Linked DNA regions of Mus musculus: all the other regions are linked to region 3. Evidence: chromatin loops called from intact Hi-C (ENCODE). Cell type or tissue: heart. All regions are shown on one strand. Links, peaks and the distances in the headings refer to the core of each region. The heading gives the core; the rest is flanking DNA.

Region 1 (6,440 bases), core at 600-5,599, 580 kb before region 3:
TGGACATTCTCCCCCAGGCATGGTAAGAATTCGGGTCCTTTCTTCAAGTCATCCAGAAACTGCGGCAGATGTGGGAAGTAAAGCCAAAGCCAAAGGCACTCAGGTCTTTGAGGTAAGAGCAGTCTATGAGGGAATTTGTTTTCTGTGGTCTTGGCTCGAAATGGAATCAAAAGCAGGAGATATGAATTGGACACTGATTCCTCATGAAATAAGCAACCTGGTTGCTCTTGATAGAGAAGATTTGGGAGCTTGTCTAAGTCAAAGTTTTACATTGTTCTCAGACCTGGGCAGTGCAATGGACGAGTATATTTAATCTGACGTATTAAGGGGGGTCGATAATAGGCAGTATGTATTTTTTCCCTGGAACTTGGTCAAATTGAATGGATAGAGACAAGACCAGAAGGAGGAAGACACTTTCTTTGACAAAGGAACTGGTAACCTTTAAAACATGAATGTTTGGCGTTATGGTTGGGGGTGGACCAGGTGGTGAGGTTGATGCAAGGAGACCTGTCCTGGGAGACATATGTTGAAGTGAGGTGTCAGGGGAAGTGAACTGCCATGCTTATAAGGCCTATACCCAGCGAGGTTTTTCTTTTGTAGGGAAACTATTTTGAAGAGAATCTCATTACTTTCCTTTCTCCTTATTTCTTTGCTTTACTTTTTTAGCCTTGATTTCCTACATTCAAGGTTCCAGCTTCTAAACTCTACCAGGCAGTCACATTTTCCTTTGAAGTTTACGTAGCAACAATAATGACCGAGTTAGATTTTATTGACATACGGGAGAAACAGCTTTGTTTTTGCAGTTTGCCCCTCCCCCACTCCCCCACCCAAAGACAGCCTGTACCCACATCTTCTGCAGTTTATGTGTTTCTTTGGGACTTGGTTTTCTCATCAGTAACAGGGGATGGGTTGTAGGAAATGGACAGCTCTTTCTGCTCATTAGCTAATGAGCATGCCATCTAAAAGAACAGGCTTGGGGGTGTGTGTGTGTGAAGGAACAGAAATGTACGTTAGCAGATTTTTGTGCCTATAGGTGCAGATTTCTTGGCTCTTAAGACTGGCCTGGAAGAATCATATTTTCATGAGTATTCTTTGAATACCTAATTTGTTCTCCTTGTAGTTCATGAAGTAGCTTGCTTAGAATGAGGAAGAGACGGGGCTGGAGAGATGGCTCAGCAGTTAGGAGCACTGACTGCTCTTCCAGAGGTCCTGAGTTCAATTCCCAGCAACCACATGGTGGCTCACAACCATCTGTAATGGGATCTGATGCCCTCTTCTTGAGTGTCTAAAGACAGCTACAGTGTGCACTCATATACATAAAATAAATAAATCTTAAAGAAAAAGAACGAGGAAAGACACAAACACTTTAGAATATCACTGGTTCGAATTATAAAATGGAATTCTGCTGCTGCTGCTGCTGCCGCCTCATGTGCATCAGACATTACCCTGGGGTACCCTGTAAAGTGCCAGGCTTCTAGTCTTTCCTGGGACTTTAACTGGGAAGCAGTAGGCAGAGGGGAAGTTGGTCTAGGAGGTGAGAAGGAGCTCTTTGTTTTTATTATTTTGAATGTGGCGTTTGTGGGTGTGCATATGTTTATGTGTAGGAACTTGCTTTTGTGTACATGGCTGCATGTGTATTTGCAATTGTGTGTGGAGGCCTGAGAGCAACCTCTAATGTCATCCTCAGCAATGCATCACCCTCTCTTTAAGATGACATTGCTCGTTGGTCTAGGGTGCACCAATGAGGCTAGACTGTCTGGTGATTGAGACCCAGAGATCCCCCAGTCTCTGCCTTCACAGGACCAGGGTCCCAAGCACACACTCTTATGTCTGGCATCTTAAAGAGGGTCCTGGGAGCTCATTTTAGGGTATCATATTTTCTACACAAATACTTTATCATCTGAGCTATCTCCCCAGCTGTAAGTTATATGTGTGTGTCCCCGTGCTGTCGAAGTCTTCCAAGCTTCATGTCACCTTGACCATGACCTTGTATAGTTAAGGACTTTTTCCTTAGCAAACCCTAACTTCTTGTCTCTTGTTTCTGTTAGGAAAAGCAGAAGTGGTCTGTGTCAAGAGTTAGAATTCAGTCTCTTGGTGATGTTTTGTATTATAAAACTCCAACTTTTGTTGTTGTTGTCATTGTTAAATACTGGAAAGAGGAATTTGGCCAGGCAGTGGTGGCGCACGCGTTTAATCCCAGCACTCGGGAGGCAGAGGCAGGTGAATTTCTGAGTTCAAGGCCAGCCTGGTCTACAGAATGAGTTCCAGGACAGCCAGGGCTACACAGAGAAACCCTGTCTCAAAAAACAAACAGACAGACAGACAGACAAAAGAAAGAAAGAGAAATTTGCCTTGAATCTTGGTTTACAATTAAACATCTACATGTGATCTACCACATCTTTTTTATTAATTATTCAATCATATACATAAAATAACTTCAAATTTGAGTAGAATTTACTTTCTCTGAGCAAGTCTTTGAGATTTAAAAAAGGAACACTTGGACTGTTGGACTAATTCATCGTGAAGGATCTGGAGGCTCTGATGGTGGATGTGAATGAAATGTTCCAGAGACCCTAGGCTGCTGAGCAGATATCAGCTACAGTATTTTATGAGAAAACAAAAACCCAAAGATGGTAGGTAAACTGCTCATGATCACCTACCTACTTAATTAACCGGGTGATTTTGACTTTTGCACTCGATCTTATCAGTTAAAGCAACCTTACATCAGTCCTGAATGCTTCTTTTGTATAGGGTATTGTTTGAAGCTTCAGAATAAAAACTGCACTGGAGGTTTCTTTAAAAAAAACTCTTTAAATTAATGGTCAAGAATTGAGATGAGGCAAAAAGATGACAGATATGTGTGGGGGTTCTCAGGGGACAGTGGAAAGAGGAACGGAGGGAGAAGGGGTTAAGATGTCTGAGCATATGCGTGGAGAGTCAAGGGGCTGATGGAAGAGATATGATATTCAGCTGATGTTAAAGTTGAGAGTGGAATTCCCTCCACAGACAGGAGGGATGGGGATGGGTAGGCAGAATAGCAAATCATCCAACATGGTTGAAACTGAGCGTTCAGAGAGAAGGGGGTAGGGGTAGGAGATGAAGCTGAAGATCTAGGCAGGCGCGAATGGCAAAAGATCTTGTGAACCATTCTGGGAAACTTGATTTATTCTATTCTATGCCAAAGGCAGCAGTTACCAACAAGGATGCTTCTCCACATTTTCCGTTTTTGCATGGGATCTAAAGATGGGCAGTACAGAAGTCAACCTAATTTCACCTGGCGCTAGGGGGCACCACTGTAAAACTAACCGTCCTCTTATGTCTCAAGGCAGCTTGCCCACATTCTCCTTAACTGAATTCATTTAGTAACCTCTTTTGATCTAAAAGGAAATCAATTTCTCATTGGGAACCAAGTGCTCATTTCCACAGATGAGGACGAGCACTATTTGGCAATATTAATCTTCTTCACACAGTAATGGTATTTTCTAAATGAAACTTAGGTATATGTATATTCTGACTGGAGTCTTTATGATAGGATAGCATACTGTGGATGGAATTATGTTTAAAAACATTACATACAAATATATATATAAACACAAATATACACCTGACCTATGGATATGATCTCCCTATTTATCTCTGTTGAGTGTTGCTCCCAGCTATTAGCACTGAGCAGACCCAGTCTTGCCAAGGGGCTAGCAACCCTGCCTTGATTATTCCTTTCCTTTTGGTGACAATTACCTCTGTGCCCTACACTGTCCAAGAACATGCCATTTTCTTCCCACTTCATGGGTTTTGTGTTCCTGGAAAATGAGCATTAATCCTTTGTGATCATGTGAGTCAAAGGAGCCATGGGGAGTGTTATGAGTTAACACGTGAAAACACAATGACAACATACAGCATGCTTCCCTCTCTATAGTCACTGGTGAGATAAACAGAAGAATTACTGTGAAATTGGAATCTCTAACATCCCATGCTTGGCTGGTTTTGATACTTTTCAAATAAAGGAGTGAAAATACTTCATTATATAGAAATACAGAAAATCATCTTAGACTTTGGGGCCAGGCATTAAGGTACAAATACACAGGGAACCAGGAACCAGAAGTCCAGCTGTTCTTAGGCTATTAGCTTCGTGTTCCCGAGCAAATTCACTGTGTGTTGGATTTTTGAAGTTGGAACTTGTTTGGGAGGTTCACAAACGTGAGTACTGAGTTTTGTAAAAGCTAAAGTTATTATTGCTATTCATGGGCATATTTTCATAACCACACAGAGGCATCACTTTTACTTTGTTGTGTGTGTGTGTGTGTGTGTGTGTGTGCACCAATGCTGACAATCAACTATACCTCTTAACTCAGCAGGCATAATATGTAAGGTCTATGGCTTCATAGACCTGATTTCTATATTGGAAATTTGGGAATTAAAATAATCCACCTAAAAATAGTTCTATTTCTAATTTTTTAAAAACACAGGTTTCTAATTAAGAGTTGTTTATGCTATAGTAGAGAATAAAAGAAGACAGAAGGGGAGACTTTATGAAGTCATGAAGTGTTATTAGGTTCAATGTCTGGTTAAAATGGTTCGAAAAAAATCTAGAATTCAGGGTTGGAGAGATGGCTTAGTGGATAAGAGTGCTTATCACCATATTGAGGACCTCATTTGGTTCCCACCCATATCAAGTGGGCTCTCAGTCACTGTAATTCAGGTTTCAAGGGATCTGACACCTTCCTCTGGCCTCTGTAGGCACATGCACACAACTCAGGCAGACACATTCCTTTAAATGAACAAATAAGTTAATATTTTTAAAACTATTAAAGTTACAGGATTAAAATACACAGAACAGGCTATTTCTATTGACCTTTAGTCACATCTTCCACTTCTCCAGAGACTTGGCCGTCAGACAGCAGAAAATCATATCTATGAGAAGCATGGGTTCCGACTCACACTATTGGAAACATATGTAACCCGAGTCACTGATTTCTTCTTAGGAGAGCCTTTATTCTGAAATGGCTCATAGGTGGGTTAATTTGTATGTATTTATTTGACTTTGATAACATTTTAAAGTCTTTCCATGGACTAACAAATATAGAAATAGAGACCCCCCACTTTAATTATTTCCATACTGTTTAATACGCCTTATGGATCAAAGCCCTCATTACCAAGTATAACATTGTGTTGGTGGGAAATTGAGGGCTCTGGTAAGTTTAAGTGATGTACACTGAAGGCTAGGCTTCCCTGCAGACAGCAACAACATGAGCCTGGAATCCAGGATAAGTAGTCAGACAAGGTTCCTGATATTATAAATTTTAGGTTAATATTATAAATGAAAAAGAAACATCAATATAGTCAGCATGGGAGGGAAATAATGCCCTTCAGCACTGTAAAATAAATTGCAAAACGTGTCTTACAGTTTAGCAATAAGGTATTCAGAATTATTTGTGTGTTAGGTACTTCATGCTTGCAGATTCTAAGACTCCTGAAGATATTACCGTGTGAGGTACAATAAAGACTGGGAAAATCAGAGTTCTTGAGATCAGAGTGGACACGGGGAGAGGGTGTTGAGTGCTGTCACTTGTGACAATGTCCCTCAATTTGGCCTATTTTTTCCCCTACTGCTGGCTTTTCTTCTTTACTGTGTCCTTGGAGGTAGGTAGAAATGATATGGTTGTGCTATTAAATGCTTGGGAAATCTGAAGCAAGTGGCTTGTCAAGGTTTGCACAGAGAGATCAGGGCTGGGATGAAGGTCAAAATCCCAATCTTGCCTCTTTCTGTGACACTTGTCCGTGACACTTGTCCGTGATCTCTGAACTTTTAAGAATGCTCCTGGCTGATTTAAAACTATACTTTTCTATCTGACATTACTTGCCTTTGAAGAAAGATTGGAGGATTTATGCTCTGTCACAGAAGAAAGACTTAACAGCTACGTACACAAAACGTGCATAACATGGTTAATGCAGCTTTAACAATTACATAATACCTTACAGGATCCTTTCAGAAAACACACCATTGCCTGCCTGACATGCTCTGATAGAGAGAGAAGCTGATCTGCATCCATTTTTCCAGTCCTCCTCTTTCTCCTCCTCTTTTTCTTTTTAAACAGGAAGGAGACTGGACTATATAATTGTTTAAGTCTTTTCAGTTCTATTAGACACCAATTCAAGTAGTTAATGAGATGCTATGTTGTGTGTTTCTACACTTCTTGCAAGTACATTCTATTGTTCCGTGGTTTGCCATCTGTAGCTAATTATCACAATCTGGGTGGCTTAACACAACAGGAATTGATTCTCACAGCTCTGAAGGCCAGAGGTACTGGAAAGGTCATGCTCTCACAGATGCTTTAGGCAAGAATCCTTCCTGATTCCTCTCATTTTGGGTGGTTCCTTAAAATCCTCATGTTCTTTGGTTTCACGCCAGCCTCTGCCCCCATTATCACATGGCAACCTTC
Region 2 (6,440 bases), core at 790-5,789, 230 kb before region 3:
GCTCACCTCTCTACTTCTCTGCTTCTCTCCCTAATACACTATCTCTTTCCTTGTAAGAGAAGATGTTTGAGAAACAGCAGCCGCCTCCTATACCACAAAAATAACTTCTTTGCAGGGACTTAAGGAGTCAAACTAGTTTACTAAAGTAGGACTTTAGTAGAGAAAGTAGCACTCAGAGCTATCTTTGGCTTCCTTTCTCCCTGACCCACTCCTCGTTCATGAGTAATCGATTTGTTTGATCAAAGTGTATGGGAGTCCCTTGAGGAGAGATCAACAAGGGCTTGGTGCAACTTCAGGGTCCAAGTTCTGCCAAGTCCCACCAGAACTTTCTCCTCAGTTGCTCATGGTAGGTGCTGCTGCCTCCATTTCACACATGAGGACAGTGACATGCTTAAAGCTAGGTGACTCACAAGTGGTTGTGTGCAAATATTCTCATCCCGCCCTTGCCCCACCCCGGATTTCCTGCTTCTGTCTCCCCTATACTGCTTCTCCCCTACACTGAATAGTGTCTGCTTATCCCAAGCTTCACAAGACAAATGTGTTTGTTGTGACCGTGCAAAACTCTGGGCTGTTTTGCCTCAAAACTCCCAGAATTACAAAATGTTCAAGACAGCAAGGGAAAGGGAGACCGTTTAACTGGATTTATTTTGCAGATGGGGAGTCTGAGGTAGAGGGAAGGGGAGCAGCTACATCACACCCTCCATCATGTCTTCCACTGTGTCCTCCACCAGGTCCTCCTTGCAGAAGTTTGTGGCTCAGCCTGTTTAGCTTACATTTCTTTCTTCCTTTTTTTTTTAAAGGAAATCTTTTTTATTTATTTATTTATTTATTATTTATTTATTTATTTTTATTTTATATGAGTACTCTGTAGCTGCCTTCAGACACACCAGAAGAGGGCATCAGATCCTGTTACAGATGGTTGTGAGCCACCATGTGGTTGCTGGGAAATGAACACGTGACCTCTGGAAGAGCACTGAGCGCTCTTAAGCGCTGAGCCATCTCTCCAGCTTACTTTTGCACTAATTGCACACTCAACCTAGTCTTGTCCCAAGCTTGCTCCGTGTAGTGGCTATTTCTGGTTGTCAACTCTATCTGGAAGGCTCACCTGCGATCCTACTCTGGAGGCTGGAAGATACAAGTTTCTGACCTGGATCTTGGCCTGGAGATCTTGAGGCATAGTGGCTATGAATTCCAGAAGATTAAGACAGGGAGAACTCCGAGTTCAAGGTCATCTGGGATTATGGTGTGGTGGCACACACCTTTAATCTGGGCCACACCTTCTGCTGGAGACCTACATAAGGACACTGGAAGAAAGAAGGTTCACTCTTTGCCTGCTTGTCTTGTGGGACTGAGCAACTGCTAGACGCTTGGTCTTCCATTCACAGCTGCTGCTGACCATTGTTGAGGAGTTGGACTACAGACTGGCTAACCTCTGCAGGTTCACAATGCAGCAGGCCGCCTTGCTGGTGCAGCGAGGCCCCTGGGGCCATAGTCACAGCAGCGCTGCAGCTGAAGCCTCATGGGCGCTCAGGGTGCGACCTGAGCGCAGCCCTGGAGACCACATCCTCACCCTGGAGTCCATGAACCCGCGGGTGAAGGTGGTGGAGTACGCCGTGCGTGCGGGGACCCATCGTGCTCAAGGCCAGTGAGATCGAGATAGAGCTGCAGCAGGGTATCAAAAAAATAAAATAAAATAAAATAAAATAAAATAAAACACTCACTGAGGTAATCCGAGCCAACATTGGGGATGCCCATGCTATGGGCCAGCAGCCAATCACCTTCCTCCATCAGGTGATGGCACTCTGCACTTTCCCAAACCTGCTAAACAGCCCCAGCTTCCCAGAAGATGCTAAGAAAGGAGCCGGGCGGATCCTGCAGGCTTGTGGTGGAAACAGCTTGGGATTTTACAGTGCTAGCCAGGGCTTTAACTGTACCTGTGAGGATATGGCAGCCTTTATCACCGGGAGAGATGGTGTGCCTGCAGACCCAGACAACATTTACCTGACTACTGGAGCTAGCGACGGTATTTCTACGATCCTAAAGCTCCTGGTCTCCGGTGCTGGCAAGTCACGGACAGGCGAGATGATTCCCATCCCACAGTACCCCTTGTACTCTGCGGTCATCTCCGAGCTCAACGCGGTTCAGGTGAACTACATTCTGGATGAGAACTGCTGGGCTTTAAATGTGGACGAGCTCCGGCGGGCATTGCGGCAAGCCAAAGATCACTAAAGTGGCCCTAAAGTTCTCTTGCATTATCAACCCTGGAAACCCCACGAGCCAGGTACAAAGCAGAAAGTGCAGAGAAGATGTGATTTGCTTTGCCTGAAAAGAGAAGCTTTTTCTCCTGGCTGATGAGCTATACCAGGACAACGTGTGCTCTCCAGACTGCAGATTCCACTCGTTTAAGAAAGTGCTTTACCAGATAGATGGGGCATGAGTACTCCAGCAATGTGGAGCTCGCCTCCTTCCACTCCACCTCCAAGGGCTACGTGGGCAAGTGTGACTACAGAGGGGGCTACATGGAGGTGATCAGTTTGCACCCTGAGATCGAAGGCCAGCTGGTGAAGCTACTCTCCATTCGCCTCTGTCCGCCCGTGTCTGGACAGGTCGCTATGGACATTGTTGTGAATCCACCAGTACCAGGAGAGGAGTCCTTTGAGCAATTCAGCAGAGAAAAAGAATTCGTCCTTGGTAATCTGGCCAAAAAAGCAAAGCTGACAGAAGATCTGTTTAACCAAGTGCCAGGGATTCAGTGCGACCCCTTGCAAAGAGCCATGTATGCGTTTCCTCGGATTCTCATCCCTGCCAAGGCCGTGGAGGCGGCTCAGTCCCATAAAATGGCTCCAGACTTGGTTTACTACATGAAACTCTTGGAGGAGACTGGCATCTGTGTTGTGCCTGGCAGTGGCTTTGGACAGCGAGAAGGCACTTACCACTTCAGAATGACAATTCTCCCTCCCGTGGAGAAACTGAAGACCCTGCTCCATAAGGTCTTTCACCTGAACTTCCTGGAGCAGTACTCCTCCCAATGCCACCCAGGCTGTCCTCAGGGACTCTGCCTCAGACCTCAGGCAGGTCACCAACCCTGTTCATCATCCAAGGAGACTTCGTTCTTTGTGCCTTGATGTTTGAGAGTTCTTCTGAGCAAACAGTGATTTTGCAATGTCAAAATAAATTAATTAAATTAAATAAAAAGGTGTGTGTGTGTGTGTGTCTGTGTGTGTCTGTGTGTGTCTGTGTGTGTGTCTGTGTGTGTGTCTGTGTCTGTGTCTGTGTGTCTGTGGGTGTCTTTCATTTGAGAATCCAGAGCATTGGGGTGGCTAATGAGGAACTCACGCAGCCACTGCCAGGGAGGTAGAACGAATTGTTCAACAACAGCAACATGGGGGGCTCAGCTACTTGGCAGTCACACCTACCTGCTCAGCAATCCCTGCTCTTCACCTCTTCTCCCCTCAGATTGTCAGACCCACAATGTGTGTTGTGGTATGACTGATTATCCTTTTACAAAATTTCCAGCCCCAGGAATCAAATCTGGTTCTCTCACCGAGCTTCCTAGTGTCAGGAAAATCAACCACTGGCTATCAGTACAGGTTCCTCTCGAACTCCTCCAGCTCTGAGTCTCCATTCCTGAAGCGGGATCTCAACCCTTGAAACTGGTCTGGTATCCGCCAAAGACTGAGCCTGAGTAATGCCTACAATTGCCACTAGGTAGCATCAGTGAGCCAGAGGAGCATTCAGGGTTGGAGAGGAAAAAAGGAAACCGAAGAAAAGAGATCGAGGTGATGGATGGCTAGATGGGCGGGTGAGTAGACAGTTGGCAGGTGAGCGAATGGATCCATGAGTGGATGGATGGGTATGGTAGATGGATAGATAGATAGATAGATAGATAGATAGATAGATAGATAGATAGATAGATAGATAGATGATAGATAGATAGATGAGAGAGAGAGAGAGAGATGCTTCGATGGGTGGATGGATCTAAGCAACGTTGGTTGCTTATTTACCTGTTTTTAACAACCACCTAAAGGCTGAGCTCCACCAGCTTGGTGGGGGCAGGGGGAGGACCTGCTCCCTGAGATTCCTCATCATAAGGCATGCACACATATCCTCCTTATTAAACTAAGAAAAAATAAGACACCAAATTATAAGACATCGAACAGGAGAAATTAAATCACTCATACAATTCCCCCTTCTGTTTTGTCTGCCACCTACACCTCAGCATGTGCCTCACCCGCGCTATGCTGCGGTCATTTAAGTCACCCTGGATATTTACATAGTACATATTATGCACCACTTATTTCTTTGCAATGCAAAAGTGCCCAGGCACAGCTCAACTTCCCCACAAATAGATCTACAACTGAAATCCAAATCTGCCTGGCTTCAAAACCTTCCGCTATTAAATGACCTATTTTATGCGAAGCTTCCTGGGGAGCCTAAAGAGAAAAAAAGCCACTTGATCTCAAAAAGGACACTTCAGCTCCCATTTCATCCAGAGTTCTCTTCTGGTGAGCAGAGAGAAAAAGACTAGATTTAATCACCCAGAGCAATCCAGTACCGGGCTGGGGCCAGGATCTGGTTCTGTGGGTGTGGTAGAGGCATTCCAGGTGAAAGGTTAAGAGAAGGTAGGTGCTGAGTCCTGTGTCTTCAGGTCACAGAGATAACTGTTGATATAGTCAGGCTCACTCGCTGCTAAGCCCCTTATGTTAACCCCGAGGGCTTGGGTGATGGCTGCTGATGACTAAGCCCTTAGCCAGGAGGTCTGTGTGAATTTACCTCCACTCCCAGGACTAGGAGCTGGATGAGCCCTCGGAATTGGATTCACAGCAAAATCGGGACCTGAGACACAAAGATGAGTTTGCTGAGGGCTTCTTAGAGGAAACACATGTATTAACTGCTTTATGCCCCGCTGTGTCAAAACACCTGACAAGGACAGCCTAAGGAAAGGAAGATTTGCTTAGCTCATAGTTTGAGGGTCTTTGGGAGAAAGGCCAGGAAGTAGCAGTAGGAGGCAGCTGGCCATATATTATTTATGGGAACCAGATAAAAGTGAACGTTCATGCTTAGTTCTTGTTCCATTTTGTATTCAGTCCCAGACCCCAGTCCAGGGTATTGGGGGCAGGGCGTCAAACATTTAGAGAGAGCTCTTACTTACCATCTCAACTAACCCAAACTAGGTACTTTCTCATAGACATGCCCAGAGGTTTGTCTCCTGGGTCATTCTAGATCCTGCTGAAGTGACAAAATTAGTCATCACAAGACCCTTCTCCCTCCTACCAGAAGGAAAAGACCCCTACCTGTCAGGATATACAGTCCAGGACCGCTGTTACTGCTCTGGGGCCAGGCAACCCCATGACAGAGCCAAAACAAGGATGTGTAGCCAGAGAAAACAAACAAACCAAAAACTGGAGGCCTTGGAAATTCTGGATCAGACAAGGCCTGAAGCTCACTCAGTGTAGTTCAGAATTCTGCTGACTTTTTCTTTAAGCTAGCTGGAGTTAAAGTTTCCATTACTGAGAGTCCTAAGATATCTTGACTGATTTTATACACACACACACACACACACACACACATATATATGCTAACATGAAAATAAATCAATGTTTAGAAAATTTCTTAAGTCAGAGCAATCGTAAAAATAAGGTTTGTCCCAGAAAAATCTGATCCCAAAGTGGTTTTTCTGTTGTTGTTGCTGCTGCTGTTTGTTTCTCACTCGGATCTCTCCTGCCACCACCTCCCAGGCTCTGGAATGTACAGGCATGCACCAGCATAGCCAGGTTCACACCTAAACTATAAACCACAAATGATTACTTTCATATCTTTCCAAAAACAGGAAGCTTCCAGTTCCCTTTGGCTTTAGCGAGTTGATGCATCACCTCTTTCCCCTGGGACTTCTCCTGCTTTCTATGGAAACTCCCTTAAGCATCCTTCTCCACAGATCCATGGAATTGCCAAATGGTACTCTAATGGTTTGGGCTCCTGAGAATAAACTGCTCTGTTAGTTTTCAGATGTGAACTATTAGGATAATTCAAAACCCAACATCGAGTCAGGTGACTTTAGTGCTTGTCTGCTGTGCTTAGCAGCAGTCATTCCTGAAACCCTGGTGACATCACAGAAAATAATTGTCTAGTCACTGACATTGCCCAGCAAGGCAGTCTAAGCAAACAGAATGGCAATGACCTTGTAATGACACTGTTTACAACACGCTTGCCAAGAAGGCGAGGAGGCCATCATCCGGGGACTACTGCATCATCAAAAAAAAACACCTGCTCAGCGCCAACTCAGAGCCACTCCCTCTCCTCTCAAAGTCCACGTGGTAAAGGCTCAAACAGATCCTCCACCCTCCACCATACCCAAGTTGCTCACTGCTCCCGTTTAACTTAGCCAAATCCATTGAACAAGTGTGCCCTTGAGTGGAACTACCAATGCGATTTAATGAGAG
Region 3 (6,440 bases), core at 602-5,601:
TGCAAGTGGTACTTGCCCTCTGCTTGTTGTAAGTAGTCTCAAATTAGAACTAACAAGCGGGTAGTAGTATAGCATATTACTATACTGTGAAGTAATCCTTTTTATTTTTCTGGTTTCTCATAAAAATCTTGACGAGGAATTTCAACTAATGCCATTTTTTTATGTTTACTGTTATTGATGAAGATTGTTTCATGATTAAAAAAAAAGTGGGTTATTGTCCCCCAAGATCACTTACCCTGCTTTCTCAAACCCACGGGCACTTGGTTTGGGGGGGAAAAGACAAAGAACTGCCCCATGGAGCCCAAAGCATCCAGGCATTGCCTGTGATGGATTGTACACATTGTGTCTCCAAATTGGCACGAATTATTCATCGTTCACATCAACGGATGGCAGTTGGATGTAAAAAGGTATTGTAAAAAAAAAAAAAAAGAAAAGAAAAGCTGTGGGGTTTGTTTTTATTTTTTCACGGTTTAATACATTGCCTTATCTGAATGGGTTTCCAGTTGTCGACTTTAGGAAACTCATTGCCAGTGAGCAGAATTTTCCAAAAGGTTGAGCCACTCGTAAGAGTTGTGGGGCAAATGACTATGACTGCTGTCATCTCCAGCTCTTTTCTATCACTTTTGTCTGGAGTCACCCAGTACTCAATCGTATTTGTGGTTCTAGAAGGTCAGTGTGGAAGTGGTGGGGGATGGGGAGTTGTAAGATGCTCTTGAGTTTGAGGGGGAAGATACAGCAGTGTGTTTGGATACTAAGGGGGCTGAAGGAGAGAAAGTACCACAAGCAGGATCCAGAGTGGATCCATTGTTCGGTCCACAGGGACCTAAAGCATCCTGGTGATGAACAGAAGCTTGGGGTAAGGGGATTATAGGTCTCAGAGAGCTGAGTGCTTTGTAGTACAGGATCCTGCCCTTAATGGCAATCTCAGGGACTTTAAAGAGATAAGCTAAGCCACTGTATGTTAGTATTACAGAGCCTTATATACAAGTGAAGTCTAAAGACTGGCAGCAGTTTTGAGGCTGAGCATGGAGAGTGCCTGTGGCAATTCTGGAGAAAAGTGAGGGTCTGGATGGAGAGTCTGGCAGTAGGCAGGGGAACAAACGGGTTTGATAGTGATTTCCAGGGAATTTGCTAACCCCATGTAGAGCAGCGGTTCTCAACCTGTAGGCCATGACCCCTTCGGTGCCGAATGACCTTTTCACAGGGGTCACACATCAGGAATGCTGCATATCAGATATTTACATTCCCATTCACAAACAGTAGCAAAGGTTACAGTTATGAAGTAGCGGCACACAAATTTATGGTTGGGGGCTCACCACAAACAGAGGAGGAAGTGTATTAAAGAGTGGCAGCGTCAGGAGGGCCGAGGACCACTGATGTAGAGAAAAGAAGAGGAAGTAGGAAAACAGGAAAGCTGCAGTTATTCTAGCATGAGTGGACTTGTGTGTTTATTAACTCCACATGAATTAACTAATGCGTGCAGGGAGTGGAACAGATAATCCTAATGGGGTAGGTTTACATTTGTGCAGAGGGTGAGCCCCACACACTGCTCAGAGCCTGCTGCCTCGAAAGTCTAAGCAGAAGAGAGCAGGGTGTTGTATTTGCTATTATTTTTTGTTTGGTTGTGGTTTTTTTTTTTCAGTTTAGTTGCCTCACAACTAGGCAATAGAGGAATTAAAAATAGGTGACAGAATGACAAATTGAATAACCCAAATGATAGAAATCAAAGGGACAGGAAGCAGCCTTCTAAAAATTGGAGTAGACACTGGAACTCAGTCCAGAAGGAACATTCAGGACATGTGACCATGGCCTATATATTACTAAAGGTCTACATTACTATAGAGTTCACTAGTAGGGGAATTAGCAAACCTTTCTCAAACTCTGAAAAAAAAAGTCAGAGGGTAAAAGCAACTGTCCACGTGTTCGTTAGATTATGTCTTACAGAAGACAAAATGCCGAAGCAGCACCAGGCTAAGTCTGGACCATATGAAAATATAATTTTCCTGGAATTTTTGCATTTTTTCCGGGGAAAAAAAATCTAATAGGCCAGCAATGTAAATGGATTCTAAAAATGTGTAGGGAGAATGAAACCAAAAGTCACATTTTATTTTTCAATACTGAGAAATTCTGAGCCCTTACCTAAGTTGCTACTTGGATGATAAGACTCGCCTATGCCTCATTGGCTTGTGACTGGTCAGAATTCACAAAGAGGAAAAGATTCATCTGACGTGCTCCAGCAGTTGCTGAGACCACTGTTTGTCACTTCAATTCAGTTCTCTAGCCAGTCTCAACTTTAGAGCACACAGAAATGGTGTGGGCAGTATATTAACAACTCAGATTTCTAAAGTAAATATTGTTTTCGGGAGGAAACACCAGGGGAAAAAAGTTCAATAGTATTGTTAATTATGTCTCAACCTGTCAAATATTTGTTTACATAAAAAGCCACTGCCCTTCTGCTATTTTGCTTCTCTCCTTGAGCTCTGCTTGTCATTTGTTCTACATTAAAGGGAAGGTTGGAGAGGGGTGGTGTGAGAGCAAAGATAGGAGGAAGAGGAGGAGGAGGGGAGGAGGAGGGAGAAGAGGAGGGAGGGAGGAGGGAGGGGAGGAGGAAGAAGAGGTAGGAGGGAGGAGAGGGGAGGAGGGAGGAGGGGGAGGAGGAAGAGAAGGGAGGGGAGGAGGAAGGGGAGGAGGAGGAAGAAGAGGGAGGAGGGAGGAGAGGAGGAAAAAGGGGAGGGAGGGGAGGAGAAGGAGGGAGGGAAGAGAGGAGGAGGAGGAAGAGGAGGAGGAGGAGGAGGAAGAGGAGGAGGAGGAGGAGGAAGCAGTTTTGTCTATTTGCCCAGATAGAGTTGGTAGCTGGTATAGTTTGGATCTTACCTGTCAGTCAAAGACTCACATGCCTGATCTTTTAGGGCAGTGCTAGAACCTTTGGGGAACTAAAGGTGTGGAAGGAAGTGGAGTCTCTGAGAGTCTGCCTTTGAAGGCCTGGGCCTGCTGCTCTTTGTTTCCCAGCGACTTGAAATGAGCAGTGTTGTTTCTCCATGGGCTCCCTGCCATGGCGCACTGCTTCACCCCAAAGAGCCAACCAGCCTCCGGCTGCACCCTCTGAAACCGAGTTCAGGGGAAGTTGTTCCTCCTTCAGCCTGATCATCATAGGGAATTTTTTTTTTTTTTTTCCTTCCAGCCATGAAAAACTAAGGTGTCAGCTTTGGCGTTTGGGTGGAGAGGATCAGGGAGGGGCAGGGCTGCAGGGATGACAAAAGACTGCTAATCCTGGGCTGTTACCCCAAGCAGAGAGCTAGACACAGGTGTGTCTGTAGCGGCATGAGGACTCCCTGCAGAAAGTGTGCTTGTGTCTGCTGCTTTGGATGAGTCCGTAAGTACTGTGGACTTCTCAGAAAGCTTTTGGGCAGCTCTGGGTTTCAAAGTCCACGCTGAGAGTGCGTGAGGACGCACATGAAGACATCATTTACACCTTCCAAGCCAAAGAAAGGCCCAAGGACAAGAAAAGTAAACAGGTCAGCAGAGGGCATCAGTCACACAGTTATGAGTATTTCAAATCCTTCAAGTAGGCTTGGGGCACAGTGCCCTCTTGTGGAAGTTACAGTTATTCCTTTTTGCAATAGTATTTGTGGGTTGAAATGCTTCCTGACTTGTGAATCAAGTACATCTGAGGTCTCCGTAAATGCAGGAAGCAAATAGTAAACGGGGGCTTGATTGAGAACAATATCCACATCTTAGAGGCACACGGTGTGTTGTGTGTTCCAGTCATGATGCTTGCATCAGCAGGAGTATACATTATTTTATTCTCATAGCAGCCCTGTCAGGGAGGTTGTTTCCAGCTTACAGTTTAGTAGACAGAGGAGCAGAATGGAGGCAGGCAATTTTCTGTGGCAGGGTTGACAGGTTCGGCCAACGCTCTGCCTTTCTGACAGCTGAGTTGCTTCAAGGGCTAAAGACTGACTGGGAAACACATTCCTTCTACCATAGGGAGGGCGTAGGCAAGCTGGGCGGGCAGGGAGTGGCACATTGGAACCCGCAGAAGAAGGTCTGCTGGGATATGTTTAGGCCGGGCCAGGGTTTTTGGCTTCTTTTTCGGTCCTCAAATCTCAGGTGTCATCAATGTTGGTTTCCTTTGGGAAACGGCAGCAGTTACCAATCAAATGAGAGCGCCTCTTTCCTCCCACGTGTATTTGTGTGTGAACCGAGGATTGCCGAAAGTTAAAGCCACGAAGCAGCGGTTTCCCAACTGCCTAGCATGTGCACAGCGCCCTTCCCAGGCCTGGCTCGGCTCTTTCTCCCCCAACTCCCAACCTCTCCCCCCCTCCCTCCCCATGGAGAGGTAAGAAAGGATGGGCCTTAGAAAAGCAGTGGGCACCTTGCTTCACGGAGCATCCAGGAGCAGCCTGGGGTTTTCTGCCCCGAGGTTTTCTTTGTCCATACTAGTCCTGATTTCCCCAGTGCTGAAAAAGACATAGTCTCTTGGGGCCACTTAAAAGCTGTTTCTGCTTTCCCAAGCTTGCTGGCTAACTGCTCGCCACCCTGGGATGGCCTGTGGCCTCGTGCTGGGCCCAAGTTACATTTGGACTGGTGAGTGAGAACTCTGTGGGCCTCCCACTCTTTTTAAAATTACCAAATAAACAGATCCTTGAGGCTTCAGGCAGCCTTTGTGTACATAGCTGAAAATACTCTTTTTATGTTTAAAAGAGAAAAAAAAAAAAAAAAAGGCAGACCGAAGAAACTGTCTCTTGGCTCGAACTTGCTCTCTCTTGCTTTCTACGGTGTTCAGGCAGGAGAAAATACTGAGCCCGAGAGCCTGAAAGATTAGCTTTCAGCAGTGTACAGCAGTTCAAAATGGTACTTTTAAAAAAACGTGCGGGGGCAGACCCTCCTCGGCGTCTTCTTGGTGTCTGTCTTTCACATTTCAAAGGCTCAATGATGACTTCCTTGCATTTGTTCATGGCTGACAGGCATGAGTTTCATTGAAGTTGCTATTGGAGTCTGAAAACTGCATCTGTTCTAAAGTACCCTGAAACCTGATTAAAAACAGTATGGAAGTGGCAGCGCGGGGTTTTACCCCAACAGTAGCCGGCCACCTGTTGATTGCCTTAGCTTTTGTTTGATCTTAAGGTATTGATGATATTGAAACATAACAGAGGCTTCCAGTGTTAGGCTTCAGCATCTGTGAGAACAGCAGGTGTATTGGATGGTGTGAAGGCAGCTGGTTGTGCCCTTCCGGTGCTGGGTGCATTTCATGGGGCAATGGTCTAAGTTCATGGTGGTTTCCCCACACAGAGACTCCAGTTAAAATACAGGGAGTGCAGAATTGGTTTGCTTTTCAGTCATCTGTGTGTGTGTGTGCTGCACGTGTATGAGGCCAAGGCTCAATGTTGGCTGTCTTTTTCTCTCTCACACATTTTTATTTTATTTTTGGTTTTGGTTTTCTGTAGACCAGGCTGGCCTGGAACTCAGAGATTCTCCTCCTCTGCTTCCTGAGCACTGGGATTAAAGGTATGTGCCACCACCACTTTTTGGCTCTCACCTTCTTTTAAAGCAGGGTTCTCACCGATCTAGAGATTACTCGTTGGCTGGCCTGGCTGGCCTGCAAGATCCAGAGGTATTGCTGTTGCTGGTTCCTTCGTGCTGGGATTCTGGCCTTTTTTTTTTTTACCTGGGTTGTGAGGACTGGAAGTATGGTGGTCATGTTTACACAGCATCTCTCCTAGCCTCTGTTTTTTAGCAATCTTAACTCCCTGTGTGGTTCATCTAAAAACTGGATTTATAGTTGGGCAAGCATCCATCCTTATTTCTATCATCCTTATTTGTTGAGTTATAAGATACATATTGGCAAGGACAATATTATTTTCAGGCCATGAAAAGAAGGAGTGAGCCTTGGGGTCTATAACACTCATTAAAATGTCCTAGTCTGTACACACATAGCAGTGTTTTCCTCCTAGTCTTTGTTATGGTTTGAACAAGAAGTGTCCCTGCAGGCTCATGTGGGGATCCCATGCCTGGATGTCAGCTGGAATCTGAAGAAGTAATTGGACCTTGAGCTAATCCTTGATAGGTTCATAATTGATGGCCTTATTAGAAGGCGATGAATAGTAGGAGGGAGGGAATCGTGGGACATGCCATGGAAAGACATATGCTGCTACCTGTTCCTTCTCTTTGCCTCCTGGCCTCCACATTGGAAGATGAAAGTTGGAATAAAGAATTAATGAGTTAGCTGAGGAAGTGTATCTTATGAAACACCTACATACTATTAACAGTATAGACACATTAACAAGCCTTAGCATAGTTTAATGCTATCCTGCCTCAACTCAGGCCCAGAGCAATGGGTTCACCCAAGCTTGGACTGAAATCCTTTTTGTGTTTGCATATATGTTTCCAGAGGTTGACATACATTTATTTAGTGGTGAAACTCCAGAAGAACTATTGCT
Region 4 (6,440 bases), core at 836-5,835, 570 kb after region 3:
CCAACCTCAGCTAGCATCCTGTCCACCTGACGCAGGGTCACCTCCTCCTCATCTGTCAGGACAGCATCCAGCGTGCCCTTGTCCAACACCACCTGGAATGTGGCGTCAGGAAACTCCAGCTGGGTCATGTCCATCTTCAGGAAACTCATGTGGGGCCGTCGGCTGCCATTGCGTTCCTTCATCTGCTTGATGACAACCTCGCTGATGTCGATGTTCACGATATCCTGATAGCCCACATCATAGAGTTGTTCACTGAGCTCTGAGTTGCCACATCCGATCACAAGCACCTGGAGGGAAGAAACAAAGACAAAATGAAAGTGACCAAAGTCAAGAAATCCGCTTCAGATACCTCAAAGACTAGAGATTAGTAGACTTTGGCTACTTCATATTCTCCAGGGGCAGAGACACTATTCTGAGTAGAAAGAAGCACTCAAGTTAACTCTAGACACCATCTTGAAACTAGCAATGCAGGTGTGCACAATCCACGGTCTAGCATAGTCATGCCTGCAAAACCAAACTGTAAATATTCTTAAAATATTGTGGGTTTTTTTTTTTTTGGGAGGGGGGCATTGATAATTTTTTTTTCTATTACTTGATTGCATGGTTCTCAGGCCTTGTAGATGACAACCTCTTCTTACAATGTCAAAAGCTAGACACACGTGGGAGAAAATCACTAATCCAAACAGTATTATGCCACAATAAAGGTCATGTGAGAACAGGCTGTGTGATGTGCGCTATTCAAAACTTGTGTGCAGCCTGAGGGACGGTTCAGTAGGTTAGAACTATTGCTCTTGCAAAGGACCCAAGTTCAGTTCTTAGCACAGCCTATAACTCCATTTCCAGAGAATTTGGTAGCCTCTTCTGGCCTCCACAAACTTCCTGTACTCACATGATGCACAGAAACTCAGGCAGGCAAACACACATCTACATAATAAAATAAGGAAATCTTTGTCTTGAAGTTTGTAGGAAGTTACAAAATCCAAAACACCAGTTGCATCCTCATTTTTGTTTTTGTTTTTTTAAACCGTTAAAAATATAGGCTGAGTGACAGAACTGTTTCTAACTGCTCATACTTCCTATTTCCTCAGACAACAAACTAGTTTGTGAGGATTTGGAGCCTGCTCCCATCCCAGAGTCTATCTCATGCTATTTACTACTTGAAGCCAAACTTAAAAATACGAATTGTTGTTTCTCTTTGTGGCACATTCCTCCATTCATCTTTCAAAAATTCTGTTGTCACCGTCTCTAGAGGGCAAAGCATAGTTCCATGAGAAGTGATATGCCCTGGAGCCAGACAGACCTGCTTTTAAATCTCTATTTGACCACCTACTACATGCATGGCCTCCAACAGTCACTTGAAAAAAATAAGTGCACAACTACCCGCCTGAATTTGTTGAGATAAAAGGCCCGAGCATAGCAGACCTTAAGTCTCCTTCCCTACCGAAGCTCCAACTCGTCCACACCTATTTAACTTGGAATTTAACTTGTGTTTGTGGCTTCCTGCTCCTGTAGCTTGAGGGCTGGGCACAAAGCCTGAAATTTGATGAGCACTCGGCAGTGACTTAATAAACATATACACCAATAAAGTCCCACGACGCTACCTATTCCACACGTGTGCACAGTGACACAACACCCTTTCAGTCTACTGACGAAGCCACTATTCCAAAACGGGTTAAGGATGAAGTTTTAACTGAAAATCTTTACTTTTAAATGGCTATCTTTAAGGTTGCCACTTAGCCAAGATGCTGGGCAGAATCCTAAAATGATAGATCTGAGTGGGGTCCCCACGCCTGCCTGCCTCCTGCCTCCTAAACTTAGGATTGCTATCTTCAGTCCCCACAAGGGACTGGCTGCACGCCATACCTTTTCCTTGGGCTTTATGTATTTGTGCAGCACCTCGCACAGCTCCAGATAGGTCCCATACCACTCGAAAGCTGTCTTCCCTCGCTGCTGGAAGAACTTCTCCCAGTAGTCGGCAGAGCCAAACTCCTTGGAGCTTTTAGGTAGGAGATTCATGTTCCCACCGTGAGCGGCGTCTTCGACACTGCTCCTGGTGACAGATCACCCCGGGAAGCACCGGGAGGCAGCAGCGGCGGGAATCTTAGCCACTACAGGCACCATAGATTTGTTCTGCACGCAAAACCCAACCGAACCGGGCCCTGTGCAGCAGACGCGCGGACGAACCACTGAGCTGGCCACGCGCCGCTGCCGCCCCCCTTGTTTTTCTTCACCCTCGGTCCGCGCCCCACGTGCAGCAGCCACACACTCCCGCAGCTACACTCAGAACCTAGAAACCATATCCGGGTAAGAGGTCTCGTGATTGGGCAGGCGGAGCGGGCGGGACTTCCTGCGGGACTCCGGGCAGAAGAGGCTTGCTTCGTGGAACCGGGCGGGGCTGCGCGCGCAGCCTCTGTGAGCTGCGCTCTATCCCCAGCTGAGAGCGCGAGGGGCAACGGGAGCTGACCTGCGCAGGAGCAGGAGTCTCAGCTAGAAACCCCTTCCTCAGGAAAATGTGAGCTCATCTCCTCTTCCCGGAATCACTTTGCCACCGTTCTTGGTCAATTCAGAGGAAAATGACTGCTTTTTCTACTCCAAAATACAGAGCCCTGCTATTAATACAGTAACAACGGTGAATATCAGGAGACTTAACCGAAGTGCCTCCCTTCCCTGCCTCTCAAAACACAGTAACCATTCATTATGAAGATGCTCATTTTATCATTGGAGTCCTTAAATTGTCATTCTGATGACAGTTGTAAAGACATAGTTTATGTGTCTGATGAACAATACCATCCTTTTAAATGATCGTTTTATGAAAATATCCCAAGGAAGTTCCTAGTGAAGAGCTGTTTTGAAGAGACGATGAAAGAAACAGCTCTCGCGTTAAAGGAATAAGAGATGGAGCCCAGATATGACTGGCCATAGCCCAGGAACACAGATTTAGCTTCCTCAAATACCATGTTCCCATGAGGTAGCAATTGCATGAACTTTTATAGTAACAACACAGAAAGTAGTAAAACGGGACACTTACAAATACATTGGTGAGTATATTGTAAGATGATTGCAACCACAAGAAAACCTAGAGGTCTCTTCATACTTTCCAAAGGTCTTACCTAAGGGTCACAAAAGATGTTGCCAAGTACTAAATAACTACTAAAGGACCGGAAGATGTTCTAGGAAAATTTGGCTCTGGAACTGCATGCAACCTTTCAACGGCTTCACATCATTGACGTTGAAATCAATGAGCCTTTGAGGACACAGCTCCTTTCCAGAGATTCTTTTTCACAGCCTATACACACAGTGCTAGCACAGACACGGAACAGTTAGAGTAGACATAAGTTTTAAAGTCATCTTCAAACATTACAGAATCGTCTATTGGACTTGTTTTTATTTTTAAAAAGTTTCATATGATATAATCTGGTAGTGGTTTCTTCTTTCCCGACTTGTCTCAGCTCTTCCCCACCTCCTCAACTCCGTGACCTTTCTCTCTAAATAAAACACACAGTATTTTTTTAAGACTTATTTATTTATGCCAGGTGTGGTGCCATGCCTTTAATACCAGCACTTGGGAAACAGAAGCAGGTGGATCTCTTAAGTTCGAGGTCAGTCTGGTCTACAAAGCGAGTCCAGGACAGCCAGGGCTTATTACACAGAAAAACCATGTGTCAAAAAACAAAAAACAAAACAAACAAACAAACAAAAAAAAAAAACAAAAAACCTACCACTACAACTAATAATAATAAACAATAAAATATTAGTGTTTTGCCTGCATGTATGCCTACATGCCAGAAGAGGGCACCAGATCTCATTATAAATGGTTATGAGCCACCATGTGGTTGTTGGCAATTGAACACTTAGAACCTCTGGAAGAGCACCCAGTGCTTTTAACCTCTGAGCCATCTCTCCAGCCCAAAACACACAGAATTAAAAAAATAAATAAATGAATGAAGAAAAAAAACAGAAAAACTACCCATCAAAACACAAGATTAGGGCTGGAGAGATGGCTGAGCGGTTAAGAACATTCACTGCTCTTCCAGAGGTCCTGAGTTCAATTCCCAGCAACCACGTGGTGGCTCACAACCATCTCTAATGGGATCCGATGCCCTCTTCTGGTGTATCTGAAGACAGCGACAGTGTACTCATATACATACAATCAATAAATAAATTCTTTAAAAAAATTACTTCTACCAAAAAAAAAAAAAAAAACCCACAAGATTAAAAACCATAATATACAGGCAAAAGACCAGTAAGGCTAACATGTCCAAACTAAGCAATATGAGACTAAAAAGTCTACAAAAATACCCTTGAGTCTGTTTTGTGTTAGCCATCTATTGCTGGGCATGGGGCCTAACCTTAAGTGTGAAATGAAATTTAACTTTTCATTTGCAAGCTGCTATCAAATACAAGTAACTTCTTGTTAGGTACTAATGCCAGTGCCCACTTCCCCATTCAGGGTTGGCTCCCCTGTGGCTTGGACCTGTGCAGGCTCTGTGCATGCTGCCACCATCTCTGGGAGGTCACTCACATGTGCATCAGTTGTATTATGTCTGGAAGACACTGGTTCCTTAGAATCATCCATCTAAGAGGGGTCTGCCCTTAGATTCTGTCTGTCTTCTCTTCTGCCTAGCTCCCTGACCACAGAGGGGAAGGGTTTGATGAAGGCATCCTATTTAGGACTCAGTGTCTGTGTTAGTTAGGATTTTCTATGAAGAGACACCATGACTACAGCAACTCTTATAAAGAGAAATATTTAATTGGGGCTGGCTTACAGTTTACAGGTTTCATCCTTTATCATCATGGCAGGAAACATGGAAATATACAGGCAGACATGGTGCTGGAGATGTAACAGAGAGTTCTACATCTTGATCTGAAGGCAACAAAAGGAGACTGTGTGTCATACTGGGCATAGCTAGGGTATATGAGACCTCAAAGCCCACCCACAAAGTGGCACACTTCCTCCAACAAGGCCTCATCTACTCCAACAAAGACTCACCTCCTAATAGTGCACTCCCCTTGGATCAAGAATTGCTCCAAGTGCACACATGTCTAGGAGAGCCATTCCTGTTCGAACTACCTCAGTGTCCAAAATCTCTGTCTCTGCACATTGTCTAGTTGTGGATCTCAGTAGATTGATGATGTCTTAGTTAGGTTTTTACTGCTGTGAACAGATACCTTGACCAATGCAAGTCTTATAAAGAACAACATTTAATTGGGGCTCGTTTACAGGTTCAGAGATTCAGTCCAGTATCATCAAGGTGAGGACATGGCAGCATCTAGGCAGGCATGGTGCAGGCAGAGCTGAGAGTTCTACATCTTCATCTGAAGGCTGCTAGCAGAATACTGGCTTCCAAGCAGCTCGGATGAGGATCTTAAATCCCACACCCACAGAGACATACCTACTCCAACAGGGTCACACCTAATAGTGCCAATCACTGTATCAAAGATATACAAACCATCACAGATGAATTGCCCCACCCTCAACCCCTAGCAAAGTTTTATTTTAAATGAGTATACTGTCACTGTCTTCAAACTCACCGGAAGAAGGCATTGGATCCCCTTATAGATGGTTGTGAGCCACAATATGCTTGCTGGGAATTGAACTTAGGACCTCTGGAAGAGCAGTCAGTGCTCTTAACCACTGAGCCATCTCTCCAGCCCCCACTCCCCACCACCACCACCAAAGTTTTGATGTTTTAGTTCAGTGGTGAGACCCAGAGGTCTGTTTCTAACAAGTTGCCACGTGAGGCTTTACGGATGTTACCTCTGAGCTACTGTCAGATCCTTGAAGGCTTGCCCCTTGTAAACCACTACTTTAAAATGTAATTGAGTCATGAGTGAAAATGGATATGGTGTGAGACAGGATAGAAAGGCAGGACAAATTAAGGGGACACTAGAAATAAAAGAAGCCCCCCCCCCTTAGAACATACTTCTGTTTCCCACTAGCTGAAAGTCAACACAAAACAACAACAACAACCTTAACACAGCTGAAAAGTCCAGAATTACCTACAGAGATTGTGCTAGTTTTCCTAAAAATATATCAAACAAGTATTTTTTTAAAATGCCAAACAACCATGTGGCAAACAACAAACTGCTTACACAGGGCCTGATTACACAGGGCCTGGTTGCTTAACCCTTGGGTCTAACCATGCCTGCGCTCCTCTCTCTAAGCTCAAACAATATTCCATAGAAAGCTACTTTAACAATTTCATTTATTTAAAAAAATAACATGGGGAAAATAAACAAACTAGCCCATATTTCTTTACATAATTCTAAAGCTTTGCTTAATTGTTAGTCCTTGTTGTAAATAATATCCTCTGAGCAATGAAATGACGCCATAAAGTCACATTATGTAGCCATTGTAAAGACGCCTGAGTGGTACTCTTTAAGAAGGCCACACCCACATGTGGATATATTTTGTCCTTTTCTTAGGTATCTCTTTCTAA
Region 5 (6,440 bases), core at 504-5,503, 690 kb after region 3:
GACATAGAACTCTCAGTTCTGCCTGTGCCATGCCTGCCTGGATACTGCCATGCTCCCACCTTGATGATAATGGACTGAACCTCTGAACCTGTAAGCCAGCCCCAATTAAATGTTGTTTTTTATAAGACTTGCCTTGGTCATGGTGTCTGTTCACAGCAGTAAAACCCAATACAGAAGTTGGTACTGGGAGTGGGGTATTGCTGTGATGGGCCTGACCATGCTTTTATTTGAAAGAATGTGGATTTTTGGACTTTGGATTTGGAACTCAGTGGAATGCTTTGAATGGGGCTTAATGGGTCATCCTAGTAGGAATATGGAAGACTTTGTTTATGGGAGTAATTTGAACTGTGTTGACCTGGCCCAAGAGATTTCAAAGGAGAAGCATTTCAGTATGTGGCATAAAGACTGTTTTTGTGGTATTTTGGTGAAGAATGTGGCTACTTTTTGCTCTTGTCTGAAAAGTCTGCCTGAGGCTAAGGTGAAGAGACTTGGATTAATTGCATTAATTGCATTGACAAAGGAAGTTTCAAAAAAAGCCCAGCAGAGACTGTTCTCTGGTTAAATCTCACAAGGAGAAGTTTGAACAAGCTTAGAAAGGCAAAATATAAAATATATGGTCTGAGTATTAAAGGCATACCAGGAAGTGAAATGGAGCAAAATCCTGTGTCCTAGGAAATAACAGATTAAGGGAGTGGGACCTTGGGGCAAGATCCTACCCAGCTGAATTTAGATTCAGGCATGGTGGTACACACCTTTAATCCCCAGGAGACAGGCATGCTGATCTCTGCATTCAAGGTCAATCTACAGGGCAAGAACCAGGATAGCCAAGCTTAGGCAGTGAAGGATTTGGAAAACATAAAGCCAGTGATAATGTAATAGTACAAGGGGATCATGCTCTAGTTCCTGTAAGCAGCAGAACTCGGCAGCTTCAGCCATGTGGCTCTGGCTCTAGAGTTAAGAATGGAAGGAACTACTGGGACAATTGATGCTGGTTAGCTGGAGCTAAGGAATTAGCAGTGATTATGAAGAGGCCAGCATCACCGAGGTAAAATCTTCTGGGAATTGTTTTCTGGGAGCACAAAGAAGCTGTGTTCCAGAGATAGCCAAGGTTGTACCTCGTGGTGCAGCTGGACTTGGTAATGTGTACGAATCACCCAGGTGGTACTGGTTTTGAAGGCATGAAGGTGTCATGAAGAACAGCTGAGGCTTGGCACTTTGAGAGGTCATGGAAGGCCACTGGTGAAGGTATAGCCTCAGCTGTAGTTGATGGCCCAGGACTGAAGGGGTCATGCAAAGGATTTGAGGCTTGTCACCATAAAGAGAGCCTATGAGAGGCTATTGGTGAAGCCTAGTTTGAGTGGAACACCCCAGTGTATTGGAGATGTCAGTACCCATATATATATATGACTACACTGTAGCTGTCCTCAGACACTCCATAAGAGGGCATCAGATCTCATTACAGGTGGTTGTGAGTCATTCTGTGGTTCCTGGGAATTGAACTCAGGGCCTCTGGAAGAGCAGTCAGTGCTCTTAACCATTGGATCATCTCTCCAGCCACACTATCTATCTATCCATCCTTCCTTCCTTCCTTCCTTCCTCCTCCTCCTCCTCCTCCTCCTCCTCCTCTTCTTCTTGTTCTTGTTCTTCTTGTTCTTCTTGTTCTTGTTCTTCTTGTTCTTGTTCTTCTTGTTCTTCTTCTTGTTCTTCTTCTTCTTGTTCTTCTTGTTCTTCTTCTTCTTCCTCTTGTTCTTCTTCTTGTTCTTCTTCTTCTTGTTCTTCTTGTTCTTGTTCTTCTTGTTCTTCTTCTTGTTCTTCTTCTTGTTCTTGTTCTTCTTGTTCTTCTTGTTCTTGTTCTTGTTCTTGTTCTTGTTCTTCTTCTTCTTCTTCTTCTTCTTCTTCTTCTCCTCCTCCTCCTCCTCCTCCTCCTCCTCCTCCTCCTCCTCTCTCTCCCTCTCTCCCCTCCTTCCCTTCCTCCTCCTTGTTGGTCTGGTTATCCCCTCCAATTTTCTTTGTGTATTTTTCTTACGGAGTAGCCTGCTCTACTCTTGAGGGGTAAACCTCCCGCAGCAGAATAGAGGAATCAACTGGCTTCAAAAGCAACAACGTCAAAGTGTACATGACATGGAAGCACACATGGACAACATAAAGGAGCCTGGCAGGGAGAGGGGAAAGAAATGAAGCAAACATGTGAGAAGAGACAGAACAGAAAGCTCTGAAGGAGAGGAAAAAGCTCAAGACATCAAAAAAGAATGTAAAATCCCCAATAATGAGAGAAGTCCATAACCCCAATTACATGAATGTAAGAAGGGGGGAAAAACCCACAAAGTTTTAAAAGCCTAGAGTGGGGCAAGACTGTAATAGTACTAAAAGCATAAAGGGAAAGTGTGAAAACAGAAGGCCAAAAAGCCCCCCCCCCAAACAACAACAACTAAACGTTTGCCTACTAACGAGTAGACAAATGTATAAAGATGAATAGAAAGAAAACATAAGAGTCTTTAAAATATTATGGTGGCGGTGGCGGCGATGATGATGATGATAACAGGGTGCTTAAGAGACGGTTCACACCAGGTTGGTAGTGCACACTTTTAATCCCTGCTCTGAGGAGGTAGAGGCAGGTGGATCTTTGAGTTGGAAGCCACACAAGTCTACTTAGCAAGTTCCAGGACAGCTAGGGCTACACAGAGAAATCCTTCCTCAAACACACACACACACACACACACACACACACACACACACACACACACACACACACAGAGAGAGAGAGAGAGAGAGAGAGAGAGACAGACAGACACAGACAGAGACAGACAGACAGAGAGACAGAGACAGAGAGAGGGGTGTTCAGTGATTAAAGCTCTTGCTGCTTTTGCCAGGGGATCAATGTTTGGTTCCCAGAACCCATAAAGCCGCACACTGCTTGTAACTCCAGTTCCAGGATCTCTTGGGGCACCAGGCGGACACAATATTCACATACATACATGCAGGCAAGCTTGTATGCACATGAAATAAAAATAAATCTTAAACTCAAGGGACAAAAAGAATAACAGATGAAACGTCGGGATTACTTCTGTATTCAAGGTGATGGTGGTGGGGCGGGGAAGAGGGTCAGTTGAATTTGGTATTCATGCTGTCGTTCGCCTATATTGGGTAAACACATAATCAACAGAGGCCTCGACAGGCTTCGCCCTTAGTAGCTTCCCTTCTTTATGTACTACTGACCTCTGCTGGTCACACAGCTTTGCAGCGTATGGTCTGGGCTGGGCCTCCCTTTCCTCCTGTAGATTTCCTCTGTAGGGCACAAGCAGTAGCTAACATTTCACCTGGGGGTTTGGGAGAGGGAGAGGGAGAGGGAGAGGGAGGAGAGGGGGAGGGGAGGGGGAGGGGGAGGGTGAGGGGGAGGGTGAGAAACAATTACAGTACCAAAATATGGATGGACACACTTTTCTTTGTAGTTTCAAAACCCACCAAGCACGAATTAACCCTTCTAGAGGGATGTGCCTAAGGATGTCACATGACCCGCTTCGGAGTTCTCTGGCGCCAGTTGCTGATCCACGGGCTAACGTCAGGCTCTGGATGATCAGTCTGCAGTTTTCTCAGTGGATGAGGTCTTATCCCAGGCACTGAGGGTGGGACCTAGACATTGCGCTTGCAGAAATGGATTAACTTCCTATGACTTCTACTTCCCCACTTTGTCATTGCCCAGCACCCCTCACCCCCAGCTGTTTCCCGAGCTGTCTCACGCAGACTGTTCTCTGGTCTCAAGTCCTTAGGATAGCTCAATTCGAAGCAATAGGCTGTCTTTCAAGCTGACCCCTGGCCACAGCCTTTGGAGCAAGAACTTTCCACTGTTGATTATTCTGCCAGTCAGAGCACTCTGCAACTGTGTTTGAGGAGGATTTAGAGCTATGGCCTCTCTGGTGAACTGCACAAGGCTGAGCGGCTTACCCTTTAAATGAGATTTCTGTTCCCTTCCTGCATTCTGGGAGCCTGCTGGCTGGGGCTGTGTTCTGTTCACTTTCTTCTCTCTGGTACATCTCTCTCATGTTTCTCTCAAGTTTTCAACAACAGCAGCTTCTCCTCCTCCTCCTCCTCCTCCTCCTTTCTTCTCCTTCTTCCTTGCTGTGGGTTTCTGAAGCTCTTTTAAATAGTCTCCTTTCCTCCCCTCTTATCCTGATGTCTTTTATGTTTATTTCTTAATTGTATTGATGACTTTTATTTATTTAGTTAAGAGTTTACTAATATTGTTCACCATTTCAAAGATCAACTCTTGGTTAAAACATTTTTATTATTTTTTTGAGAATTTCATACACATGTACATTTTTTAAAAATCCTATTCATCTCTACTACTCCCCCCATCTCCTCCCAGACCCAACCCACCTCCCAACTTCATGTTTTCCTGTTAAAGTCATGGAGTCCATCCAGACTGTGCTTGCCCCCATCCTCGCTGGCAAGTTCGTCTATGTGGGTGCTGCCAGTAGTAAACCCAGCTTCAGGATTCCAGAACACACTGAAGACAGGAGCTCTTCAGAACTCCTCCAGGACTCCAAAGCCAGATTGGGATGGCTGAGATGTCCTGCCTGTAGGCTGAACACCTATGAAATTCTTAGCCTTTGCATGGTGACACACCCTGTGAGCCAGTCTAATAAATCCCACATACATGAATATATATTTACTTATTCATTTTCTTAGTTCTGTTCATTTAAAGAACCCTGACTAAAATACTGGCTTTACCAATTTGTTGTTTGATTATTTTCTAATTCTTATGGCTATTCTTCTCATGAGATCTTTCCTTTCTGAGCGCGAATTCCTCCTCTGTGCATAGGTTTCCAGCAAGTGCCTCTCCTGTATGCTGTTTTAGTGTCAAGGGCTGCTTTAATTTGTCTTTCTCTTGGAATTTCCTTATTTTCTAAAGACTCCAAGATACCTTTGTTGAATAAGTTTGTCAGCTATTTATTCTTAGAGCTTAAAATCAATTATTCTACATGTCCTTGACTTTTAGGGTTTCCACTCATGTAATTCTAGTGAATTTGCCTTTTTAGCTTATTGCTTCTCTTTGCAGCATTCTATTATCAGAGCTACAACAGAATTTTAATTGTGTGACAAGGAGAGTCTATTTCTTTAGTCTATTTTTAAAAGATTTTATTTATTTTTTTATTTTATATATGAGGCTCTATCTGCATATATGCCTGCATGCCAGAAGATCCCATTACAGATGGTTGTGAGCCACCATGTGGTTGCTGGGAACTCAGGACCTCTCAAAGAGCAGACAGTACTCTTAAACACTGAGACATCTCTCCAGCCCCCTAGTCTATATATACTTTTAAATGTAAGAGTGCTCTATCTGCATGTATATCTACATGTCAGAAGAAGGCATCTTATCCCTTTATAGATGTTTGTAAGCCGCCATGTGGTTGCTGGGAATTGAACTCAGGATCTCTGGAAGAGTAGCCAGTGTTAACTGTTGAGCCATCTCATTGGTCCCTATTTGGGGTTTTAATGCCTCTTAGTATTCATCTTTTCCTAGATTTGAGGGATTTTCTGCTACTATTTCGCTGAATACGTTTTTCTTCTATACCAAAGACTCAGGCTTGATCTCTCTCAGTCATGGTCTTGAAAGTTGCAGTTATAATTTTCCTTTATTGCTAGCACAATGACACTTTACCCGTGTCCTTCTCCTACTTGATCCATTGAGGGTTTTTGTTTTAGAGACAGGGTTTCTCTGTGTATACCTCTGGCTGTCCTAGAACTAACTTTGTAGAACAGGCCAGCCTTAGACTTTTGATCCATTTGCCTCTGCCTCAGAAATGCTGGGATTAAAGGCATACACTACCCCAGCCAGGAGATCCACTGACTTTTAAACTTGATTTTCTGAGCCTTCCATTTCCATGATTAATCTCCCCCCCACCCCCCAAATCTGACATATTTCTCATTCACATCTCTCTAGGCCACAGCCACTGACTCCTTGTCTCCTTGTTGTAGTCATGGATCAGCTCCTAAATCAGGCTGAATTCTTGAGTTGACATTTCACTCATTCAATATTTAGATTCAGATCTTGAACTTCTGGAGGGATGATTTTTGCCTTTTCTTTTTCCCTTTACAAATGTACTGTCTCCTTGTAATTTGTTCAAATGGGTTGGATATCATTTTTGGTTTCATACGGAATCTTTTTAACTAAAGCTTCCCCCTTGTTTCATACAACTATGCAATGTAGTGCTTGTATTCCCCCTCCCCCCACTGCAGTCTGGCACACCCTCCCTTTCCTTTTAAACCTCTTCCTCCCACCTAGCCCCCCTAGAGGAAGTAACATCCCTTCCAGCACAAGTTCCCCAGGAGGAGGTAGGTACTTCTGGGTACCTCCTCTTTTCACAATCCTAGCCCCCCCCCCCACCCTTTTAAATAAAAGGACCCTTCATTGTCTCAGCCTCATTAAGCCTTTTATATGT

What was found. Peaks named below come from ENCODE experiments on the same cell type or tissue, not always from the same donor. Only the 100,000 strongest peaks of a DNase experiment are listed, where the experiment ranks them.
Region 1: a loop joins it to region 3, with 2.3 times the contacts of the local background. A loop is called at or near these places in 3 of 42 quality-filtered maps.
Region 2: a loop joins it to region 3, with 8 times the contacts of the local background. A loop is called at or near these places in 38 of 42 quality-filtered maps.
Region 4: a loop joins it to region 3, with 2.4 times the contacts of the local background. A loop is called at or near these places in 7 of 42 quality-filtered maps.
Region 5: it touches region 3 in a loop (2.7-fold over the local background); 4 of 42 quality-filtered maps call a loop at or near these places.

The regions. Positions count from the first base shown.
Region 1 is chr1:161,397,041-161,403,480 of GRCm38, forward strand. The region is part of intron 1 of Tnfsf4 (tumor necrosis factor (ligand) superfamily, member 4); the gene reads left to right. Among named protein-coding and RNA genes, the nearest start is that of Tnfsf4, 4.8 kb to the left of the region's middle. In heart, for the core only: a CTCF peak has its summit at 3,280 (motif pointing right); a DNase peak (open chromatin) is centred at 3,261.
Region 2 is chr1:161,744,623-161,751,062 of GRCm38, forward strand. It overlaps the pseudogene Gm5049. Among named protein-coding and RNA genes, the nearest start is that of Gm31869, 20 kb to the right of the region's middle. In heart, for the core only: a CTCF peak has its summit at 3,703 (motif pointing right); no DNase peak of the experiment used is centred there; H3K27me3 peaks cover 705 bases.
Region 3 is chr1:161,973,022-161,979,461 of GRCm38, forward strand. The region is part of intron 1 of 4930558K02Rik (RIKEN cDNA 4930558K02 gene); the gene reads right to left. It overlaps Pigc (phosphatidylinositol glycan anchor biosynthesis, class C), which reads left to right. Exons shown (of 2, transcript NM_001039045.1): 2 at 1-414. Among named protein-coding and RNA genes, the nearest start is that of 4930558K02Rik, 3.4 kb to the right of the region's middle. In heart, for the core only: a CTCF peak has its summit at 3,577 (motif pointing left); DNase peaks (open chromatin) are centred at 3,520, 3,990 and 4,500; H3K27ac peaks cover 1,315 bases.
Region 4 is chr1:162,546,241-162,552,680 of GRCm38, forward strand. It overlaps Eef1aknmt (EEF1A lysine and N-terminal methyltransferase), which reads right to left and starts at 2,105. Exons shown (of 8, transcript NM_144877.1): 1 at 1,864-2,105; 2 at 1-287. The coding sequence starts at 2,016. In heart, for the core only: a CTCF peak has its summit at 3,790 (motif pointing right); a DNase peak (open chromatin) is centred at 2,331; H3K4me3 peaks cover 2,208 bases; H3K27ac peaks cover 1,254 bases.
Region 5 is chr1:162,662,088-162,668,527 of GRCm38, forward strand. It overlaps a transcript of Myocos not described here. Among named protein-coding and RNA genes, the nearest start is that of Myocos, 7.1 kb to the left of the region's middle. In heart, for the core only: a CTCF peak has its summit at 3,214 (motif pointing left); a DNase peak (open chromatin) is centred at 3,224; H3K4me3 peaks cover 1,131 bases; H3K27ac peaks cover 712 bases.